2 separate regions of the Homo sapiens genome follow, and region 2 is linked to region 1. The links are chromatin loops, found by intact Hi-C in ENCODE. Cell type or tissue: IMR-90. All regions are shown on one strand. Each heading gives the region's core, and the rest is flanking DNA. Links, peaks and the distances in the headings are about the cores only. Region 1 overlaps NEO1 (neogenin 1). Region 2 has its middle 120 kb from the start of ADPGK.

The links. Hi-C counts contacts between places; a loop is a spot of excess contacts. Peaks named below come from ENCODE experiments on the same cell type or tissue, not always from the same donor. Only the 100,000 strongest peaks of a DNase experiment are listed, where the experiment ranks them.
Region 2: a loop joins it to region 1, with 1.9 times the contacts of the local background. A loop is called at or near these places in 2 of 110 quality-filtered maps.

The regions. Positions count from the first base shown.
Region 1 is chr15:73,076,415-73,080,811 of GRCh38, forward strand. The region is part of intron 1 of NEO1 (neogenin 1); the gene reads left to right. Among named protein-coding and RNA genes, the nearest start is that of NEO1, 26 kb to the left of the region's middle. In IMR-90, for the core only: no CTCF peak of the experiment used is centred there; a DNase peak (open chromatin) is centred at 2,527.
Region 2 is chr15:72,901,056-72,905,452 of GRCh38, forward strand. No RefSeq gene overlaps it. Among named protein-coding and RNA genes, the nearest start is that of ADPGK, 120 kb to the left of the region's middle. In IMR-90, for the core only: no CTCF peak of the experiment used is centred there; a DNase peak (open chromatin) is centred at 1,706; H3K27ac peaks cover 210 bases.

The DNA of each region.
Region 1 (4,397 bases), core at 222-4,221:
ACAATGTCATATCTCTGTCCTTTCTGCTAAATGAATGCTACTTACTATTTTTCCAGTGCCTAGAAGAGTGCCAGGCCCATAGTTGATTTTCAGTAAGTATTGGTTGTATAGATAAATAGAAGGTACTGACAGTAAGCATGAGAGGACCTCTGAGTGGTGTGGCATTTGGAGAAGGCCTGGGATCTTGTACAGTGCAAAGCTTAAGTAACTTCATTCTAAGTTTGTATTTCCAACTCCCCCAACCTCAGCATGTTCTCCCCACCCACCTCCTCACACCCCAAAGCAGTCCCTGTCTTTTGTTAACTGATTTTTTTCTTTGGAAGCAAGCCTGATCTTTCTCACATTTATTTTGCTACTGCTCAGGCTACCTTCTTTTCTTATCTCTACCTTTCCTCTTTCTCACAACATTGCTGTTCCTCTTCAAGGATTTAGAAGGATCATGTTTTGGTTTATAAGACAACTGTGTTTTCTTAGGTCCTTCTTCTCTCCAGGGATTATTGTAGGAGGTAAGGCACTTTCTGTGGAAGAACTGAGTTATCAGAAAAAGTTCAGAAACATATTCTATGATTATTTAGAGGAAAACTGTAGGATAGTGATATCTTATAATAACATAGCAATTTTTTTAAATTAATTAATTTATTTATTTTGAGACAGAGTCTCTCTCTCTGGCACAGGCTGGAGTGTAGTGACATGATCTCAGCTCCCCAGAACCTCTGCCTCTCAGGTTCTAGTGATTCTCCTGCCTCAGCCTCCCGAGTAGCTGGGATTACAGGTGCCCGCCACCACGCCTGGCTAATTTTTGTATTTCTAGTAGAGATGGGGTTTTGCCATGTTGGCCAGGCTGGTCTTGAACTCCTGACCTCAGGTGATCCACTCACCTCGGCCTCCCAAAGTGCTGGGATAACAGGCATGAGCCACCGTTTTCAGGTTGTCATAACTACATTCTAATTGACTGCATATTTTTAAACACAAATTAAACTAGTTATGTTCTCCACCCTACTCAGTTTTGGCAGTATAAAGGCCTGTTTCACAGAGAAGAACACATAAACAAGTAAGTACAAGGAAGCTTGTGTGAATGAAGTTCTGCTGTACAGCTCAGTGACTTTCTCTGATTTAAGATGTAGCTCTTGGCAATTTCAAATAGTTTGTGTTCTCTGAAGGAGAAGTCCAGTCTATTTAACTGTGTTTAGCAAAAACTAATTATGATTCTCTGATGGGAAATAGATTCTCAGACTCATTTATTCATTCAACAAGCATTTATTGAGCAGCTATGTATGAGGCACTGTGCTAGGTAACGGGAGAAATAAGTTACCAGTCTAACAAATGGCATATCATACGTAAAAATAATACTGCTGAGGAGAAGGTGATATATGCTGTAAAAGGGGTGCAGAGTGCTTTGGGTTTTCTAAAAATGAGAAGGTTACTTCCATGAAGCAACTCAGTGTAAGCTTTATGGGATGATAGAATTTGATAGATCTTGAAGGCTGGGTACATGGTTCCTCTGTCCATTGCGCAGGATGTTGGCCCTGGCTTAGCAGTGGAGACAGACCTATGGCGATGGGAAGCGGGAGAGGAAGTATAATGAGCAAACATCCAGAAGTGGGAAAGCATTGGTGATATGGGCAACAGAAAGTAATTTACTTGGAGGTTTAGGGTGGTGATGTGAAGTGGCACAAGAAAGGGATAGAAAAGAAGCGTCCTTGATCTGACAGTGGTGTATACTGTGAATTGGAAGAGTGGGTTCAGTCTAGGCTGTTTACCCAAGTTGGTGTTTCATGGACCATTGTTCTTCTAATCTAGTAGTTTAATAGTTTTATATTAGGGGAGGGGAAAGTGTTCCCTGTTCAAGTAAGCTAGAGAATCCCTGCAGGAGAAGCAGGGAGAAGGATATTGACAATGTAGAATGCTTTCTGTGATATACTGTATTCAGTTGTGTTGCCGTATTAAACACAGTGGATGTTTGAATGTTCTGTAGATTTTTATCACCTGAAATTTGTTGGTTTTCATGCTGATGTCTTCAAGGATGATTCAGGAGGAGCAGTATAGGTGGCTGGTCTAGTTTCATTTCCCAGCCCCAGTCCACAAAGGGCTCTGTTTATCTAAAACAATGGCAGTGTTTCCTACCGTCCTGCTAAATAAGAGGTCTAACACACAGTAAAGTGTTCTTAAAAGATTTTAGGGACACTGAGGTGTAGGGTGTGGCACGGGCAACCGTTGGTTGCACAGATACAGTAGATGCTCTATGTTTCTATTGAGTTAAGATACAGTTAGCTGTATTTTCCTTGTATCTTTCTGCAGATCTCTTCCTTCATGCCTCCTCTAGAAACACTAGCAGCGCTGGGTGTTTCTAAGGTCTTGGGGACCTTAGGCAAGCTGGTTAACCTCTCTGTGCTTTAGTTTTCTCATGTGTAAAGCACTGTGTGCTGGAGATTTTTAAAAAGTGTGTTGATATAGTAAGTCATTTAATCTGTGGTTATATACCTAGTAAATGACAAGCAGGAATTTGAACTCAGGCCAGGCTCTTAACCAGCTTGCTGCATTACGAAATACTAAACAGTGTGGTTTTCCCTCCTGGAATTCCCTTTCTTTCTAAGTGCATTATCTCTTATACCCTTTGTTTAGTCAGACTACTTCCTCTATTTCAAAGAGAAAGGAAAGAAGCTCTTTTTTAATTGTTCAGAGTTGTGTATGGCAAAGAGAATGCCCAAATAGATTTTGTTTTGGAATCTTATTGTTACTGGTTGTTTACTGCCCCACATCCTTAGCTCCAAAGAGCAGAGAGGATTTACTGTGAAGTTTGGCATGTATTGTAGGCTATTATGCCATGTAATAGGCCCAAAATTGTGGCCCTAGGAATACAAATTATGTTAAGACATTTAAGGCAATTTCTAGAAATCTTTTTCCCTTGAAAAGAGTACCAATAATTTTTCTCGCTAATGGCCAAAATTACTCAAATCTTACTTTTGGACTTTTAAAATATATTTTTACTGCGTTATAGTTGAAATGTAGGTATGGTTGAAACGTAAATCTAGATCTTAAGTGTACTATTCAATCAATTTTGCTGTTGGTACTATTCAATCAAATAGGCCAGTGGGTTTTCTTTGTATTTAATCAATTAGTATGGGAAAATATTTTTATTTTAAATAAATGTCTCTCTTTATTTTTTGTGTATTTCTAAATTCATATGTATTTTCAACTCATTTTTTCACTCGGATACATAGTTTAACAACAGCCTATTGGAAGTACTCTTTTATATGAGTTTCTGCTATACTTGAATAGTTTCCCTTCAGAAATGAACTGTTTGTGTTGGAGCTACATAGAGTGAATAAATTTCCTGGGCGGAAACGATAATAAAATATTCAGGAAGTTATTAGGAAATGAGAACTTGTGTTCTTGTTCAGTCAGATAAGCTTCTGAGACCTTTGCATATATCAAAGCAGATTGTATTAGAGGAAGGAATGAGAGATTTGGCAACTTTCTTCTAATAGTGATAGGGACCTTGGTCAATAGAATGATGGAATATATGATGTATAAATGAAAGAAAAATTCTCAAAGCAAAGTTGTTTGAGAATTGTTTTTTCTCTCTCTTTTTGTTTGTCAGGGAAGAAAAGTGAGAGCTTTCTGAAGTTAGGTTATGTAAATAACCCAGTAGGGAAAACTGTTCCTGGGGGAGACCTACAAATAATTGATGGCAATAAGCTTCAGGAGTATGAAAGAAGTGGATGAGTATGCCTTTCCCCCATTGATTCCACTCACATTTTTTCTTCTCTGTGCTTTGCTCTCTTGTTGCCATTAGACAGTTTCTATCTGTCCTTAATTTTAGCCAGTTTGTTCTAAAGTAACTGTGAACACTGTAACTCTCTAGCCAGTGCCTTTCTTTTATTGAATGGAATTGGTGTACTAGTTGTTTTATTTAACAAACAGAGTTTATAGGCTTGTTTTTTCCTCAACATGTCTTCATGGCAGAGACAATTTACCCTTAAGTTGGTGAGCCCTGGATCCCCTCACTTGCATAGACCTCTTCTAGGATCTGGGAGAGGCTCTAGCAGTGTAGTGTGTTTGTTAGTTACATATTTTTGTAACATTTGCAAAATTGAAAAATTTTTTTCCATTTTTTTTTTTCTTCAAAAAGGCCCTCAAATTATATATGCTTCAAATTTCACAAAACTCAGGTCAGCCTTGGTTCATGGTAGAGGTTGGGTGTTGATTTCTAATTGTGGCCGAGGTAGATTTGGTTAGTGGATTAAAGGACATGAGGAAGGAAGCATTAGTGAGGAAGTTGAACCATTGACTGGTGTGTATAGTGGCCAGGGATCTCTTTCTGAGTGTCAGGGGTCATCTCTTCTCCCTGCAAACATGGGCCAGAAAGAGGCGGGAGAAGTTGGGTAGGACTGGAA
Region 2 (4,397 bases), core at 74-4,073, 180 kb before region 1:
GTGGTGGTTCCCGCATAGCTTTCCCTGAATAATTGGTGTTCGAGTTGAGCTCTAAAAGATCAGAATGAATAAACAAGAAGAGAAGGAGAGTTAGGATGTTTCAGGCATAGATCATATACCAAGAGCCTGAGGCAGGAGGACATGGTGGGTTTGAGGGCATTGTAGAAAGTCGATGTGTCTGGAGCTTGGAGGGGAGAAACAAGAAGAGGTAAAGTCGTGTTCATTGTTGCAACCCCAGTGCTTGGGTGGAGTAGGGGGCTCTATAAATGTTTGTGTCTGATGAGTGGAAGATGGTAGTTGTAGCTAATCTGTAAGGAAGTTCCTGATGGTGGGTGTTGGGCTGCCCTCAGCTCTTTCTTGTCCTTACATTTCTACCAGTAATTAGAGTGACAATGCAGAAGCCATGCCCAGTCGGCCAGGAGATGAGGACATGGGTCAGAGTCAGAGAAGGGCTAAAAGGACAAGCAGCATGTGGCTGAGGCCAAAAGGGAAAGGAAACCACATGGATTTGAAGCAGCTTGGAAAGGTTTGAGATGGGATAGCTTTGGAGGCAGGTCTTGAGGAGTGGAGGAGGAGGAATCTTAACAAGTAGCAGCGAAAGAGGCAAGGAGTAGGAGAATAGAACAAGGTGAACAAAAGCCCCAAGAAGAGACACTGCGGGTGTGGTGGTCCCTCTGGGCTGCAGGACCAGATGTGTGCATTGTGGGGAGGCTGGATGCTGAGATAGACGAGGCAGCATCTCAGCTGCACTCGGTCAGGAAGAATGTGTCCCCAGAATAGATGTGCCCCCTTCTTAGAGCCCATCAGGATAAAGCCTGGGTCAGCCTTACTCTGTGCACCTGCTTTTCACATTCAAGCACTGAGTGAAAAGTACCTGCATATGTCTTTGGGTGGTGAAGAAAAATGGCCAAAACTGGGAAGCCCCAAATCTTCAAATGCAGACTTTGCCTCCCACTGCTTCTCAGTGAACTTGAGAATTTGCCCCATCTCATCACTCAGATCTCATCAGCTCTGAGACCTAGTAAAAACTCTCCTCCCCAAGTCCTAGAGAACCAGAACAAAGGAAAAGAGGACAGACTCCAGCCCTGACTGCAAACCATTAGTTTTGATAAACATCTGTGTTGGTGGCGCCAGGGCTATTCATTCAACCAACATTTCCTGTGTGCCTTCTCCATGCCATGCACACAGGCTGGCATCAGGCGGTGCAGCTATCTCTTTTGCACTGAGAACTGTCATAAACAACACCATTTAGGACAAGAGACATCCAAGGGAGCAGTCTCTGAGGAAGTGGCTTGGCTTCTCTGAGCACCCTGAAGTCTTGGGCATTCATTCACTCTTAGAGGGAGAGAATGGCTGGGAACTGGGGAAGTGAGGCTTCCTCAGAGACTAAGCAGCCACGAGGCTGCAGCTCCCCTGGAACAGGCAGACTTGCACAAACTCCAGTGAATTAGAAGTGTAAATTGAGGAGTTCGACTTGGCTTGCACAGTACAATAAAGATCTGCAAACACTCAGCTCCGTATTGAACCTGAGGCAGGGTGATTAATTCATTATTCGCTTCCCAGCTTGGAAGCAAAAGCTTGTATACCCAGGGGCCAGCATGGATCAGCAGAGTCATAAATCACGCCACTTACAAGTCTAGCAATGAGAAAATCCACTGGCTGGAGGGGGGATGCTCTTCAGGCAGCAACAGCGGCCAGAGGACCGGCCAGTCAAGGCGGGCCAGTCTGCTCTCTGGAGACAGACCGATTGGCCAGGCATTTCGCCTTCCAGCCAAGACGGCCAGCCTCTCGGCCACCCGGCTTGGCGTTTCCTGGCCAGACCACAAGGAAATAAACTCCACTCCACCCAAGAGGAATGCTCCTGTGACCTGAAATGGCCTCTCTCAAATGTAGACAAAGTACTAGGAATAGCATCAGTATCTCTCCAAAAGGCTGCTATTGTCCAATTGGGATAAACCACTCTCCACCCCGCTCCTTGGGCTGTTCTGGGTTCCAAGTCCTTCTGCCCCAGCCAGAGGGCCAGCCTGGTGTCTGCTCAGCATCCTCCAATCCAGGTCCCTGGATATCATCGGCTGCCAACCCTGAGCCAGGGCCTTTGCCCTCCAATCTCTGCTAGCTTCAGGACAGGACGCTTTGGGGATCCGAATTTCATTGAGAGTTGAAAGGTAACAGCCAGCAAAGGGCTCTTTAGCCCCTATTCGAATACAAGGTAGCTCTTTAAATATTTGATAATTCTTTCTCTTCCAAGTAAAACACCCTAGGTTTCCTCAATTATTCCTCATATTTCAAGATTTCTAAAGCCCCTTCAATGGCCAGGAAGTCCTTCCATTTTGATATTGACTATTTCCCACTTTACATTTCCTCTTAATTCTCCAAAATCTCGGAAAGGGACCCAGCACTTCCTGTGTGTTCTTGTTCTTGTCATGAGAGAACAATAACATTAAGACTTATTATGTGCCAGGCACTTTATACTTATCATCTCATTTAAACTTTCATGATGAGCTGGTGAAGTAATTTTTAACTCCAGTTTACAGAGGAGGAAACTGAGGCTTAAAGAGGTAAAACGGCTTGCCAGGATTGAATCTTTGGTCAGCCTGACGCCAGAGATTGTGCTTCTAAAGAACCTTATGATATGCTGTCTCCTTTACCCACAGCCTGACACCCTGACATCTGATTCAGGGCCTGCCACACCTGGTAACCACTTTCCCTGGAGCCAGGCTGAGCTTTGAGAGACTGGCCAAAGCTCTTTTCTTTCTTTTTAAAAAAATTTTTATTTGGCCGAGTGCAGTGGCTCACGACTGTAATCCCAGCACTTTGGGAGGCCAATGCAGGAGGATCACCTGAGGTCAGAAGTTCGAGACCAGCCTGGCCAACATGGTGAAACTCCATCTCTACTAAAATACAAAAATTAGCCAGGTGTGGTAGTGTGTGCCTGTAGTCCCAGCTACTTGGGAGGCAGAGGCAGGAGAATTGCTTGAGCCCGGGAGGTGGAGGTTGCAGTGAGCTGAGATTGCATCACTGCACTCCAGCCTGGGTGACAGAGTAAGTCTCTGTCTCCCCCCACCAAAAAAAAATTATTTTGAAACAGGGACTCGCTGTGTCACCCAGGCTGGAGTGCAGTGGCGTGATCTCGGCTCACTGCTCACTGAAGCCTCAACCTGCTGAACTCAGGTGATCCTCCCATCTCAGTCTCCCAAGAAGCTGGGACCACAGGCACATGCCACTATGTCTGGCTAATTTATTGTTATATTTTGTAGAGATGGGGTCTCCCTCTGTTGTCTAGGCTAAGCCATGTAATTGCTATCCAATTCAGCATCAAAAAAAATAATAAACTAAGGTAAAAAATCAATAACAGCATTGTTCATACTGTTTTCCACCCACTACCTGATCTGAGCATCCCTTCAAATAAAGACAGAAGTCCTTATTTCTCTCATTCTTCTTGCCAGAACAGTCATATGGCCCATGATGCAGTCTCTTTACAACTTCTTTTTGCCTTATTTGATACACAGAGGAGCAGCGTTCTCCCTAATCTATTTATGGAGCAAAAGAACAAGAAAAGAGGATTCTGGCCGGGCATGGTGGCTCACACCTGTAATCCCAGCATTTGGGAGGCTGAGGCAGGCAGATCACTTGAGGTCAGGAGTTCGAGACCAGCCTGGCCAACATGGTGAAACCCCGTCTCTACTAAAAATACAAAATTAGCTGGGTGTGGTGGCGTGCACCTGTAGTCCCAGCTACTCGGGAGGCTGAGGCAGGAGAATCACTTGAACTGGGAGGCAGAGGTTGCAATGAGCCGAGATCATGCCATTTTGCTCCAGCCTGGGCAAAAAGAGTGAAACTGTCTCAGAAAAAAAAAAAAAAAAAAAAAAAGAAAGAAAGAAAGAAAGAAAAGAGGATTCCTTAATAAGAGGGTCTCTAACCAAGGGATTACTGAATTATGCTCATTCTGCTCAGTGTCACCAGACAGATTCCTTACAAAAAAGAGCACTATGACTCAGCCTACCTTGCTCAAGAACAATAATTGTATCTATTAACACCTTCCCATCTTCCAAGAAGGAAGAAAATATTACATGGCTAGAACTGTGGGACCAGGTTCCTGTTGGAGATTTTACCAGGCCCACAACAACACTATGCATGTATTAATAAAACCTCAAGTGAATATTCACAGAGAAATATTCGGATTTTACTTACATGTGCGTTGCATCTGGCATGCTGGTTAAGGCAGGAGGACTTAGGGGAATGGGCTGTTCCTTATACAATGTTCCATCGTCCTGGAAGAAGGTGGGTAATCTGAATGGACAGCCAGGTGAGCCCTGTAGAGCCTGCTTCCTGGCCACACCAAGCCAACCTGAGAGATGATGCAAAAGTTTCAACCTCTACAATACTCTGGCAACCTC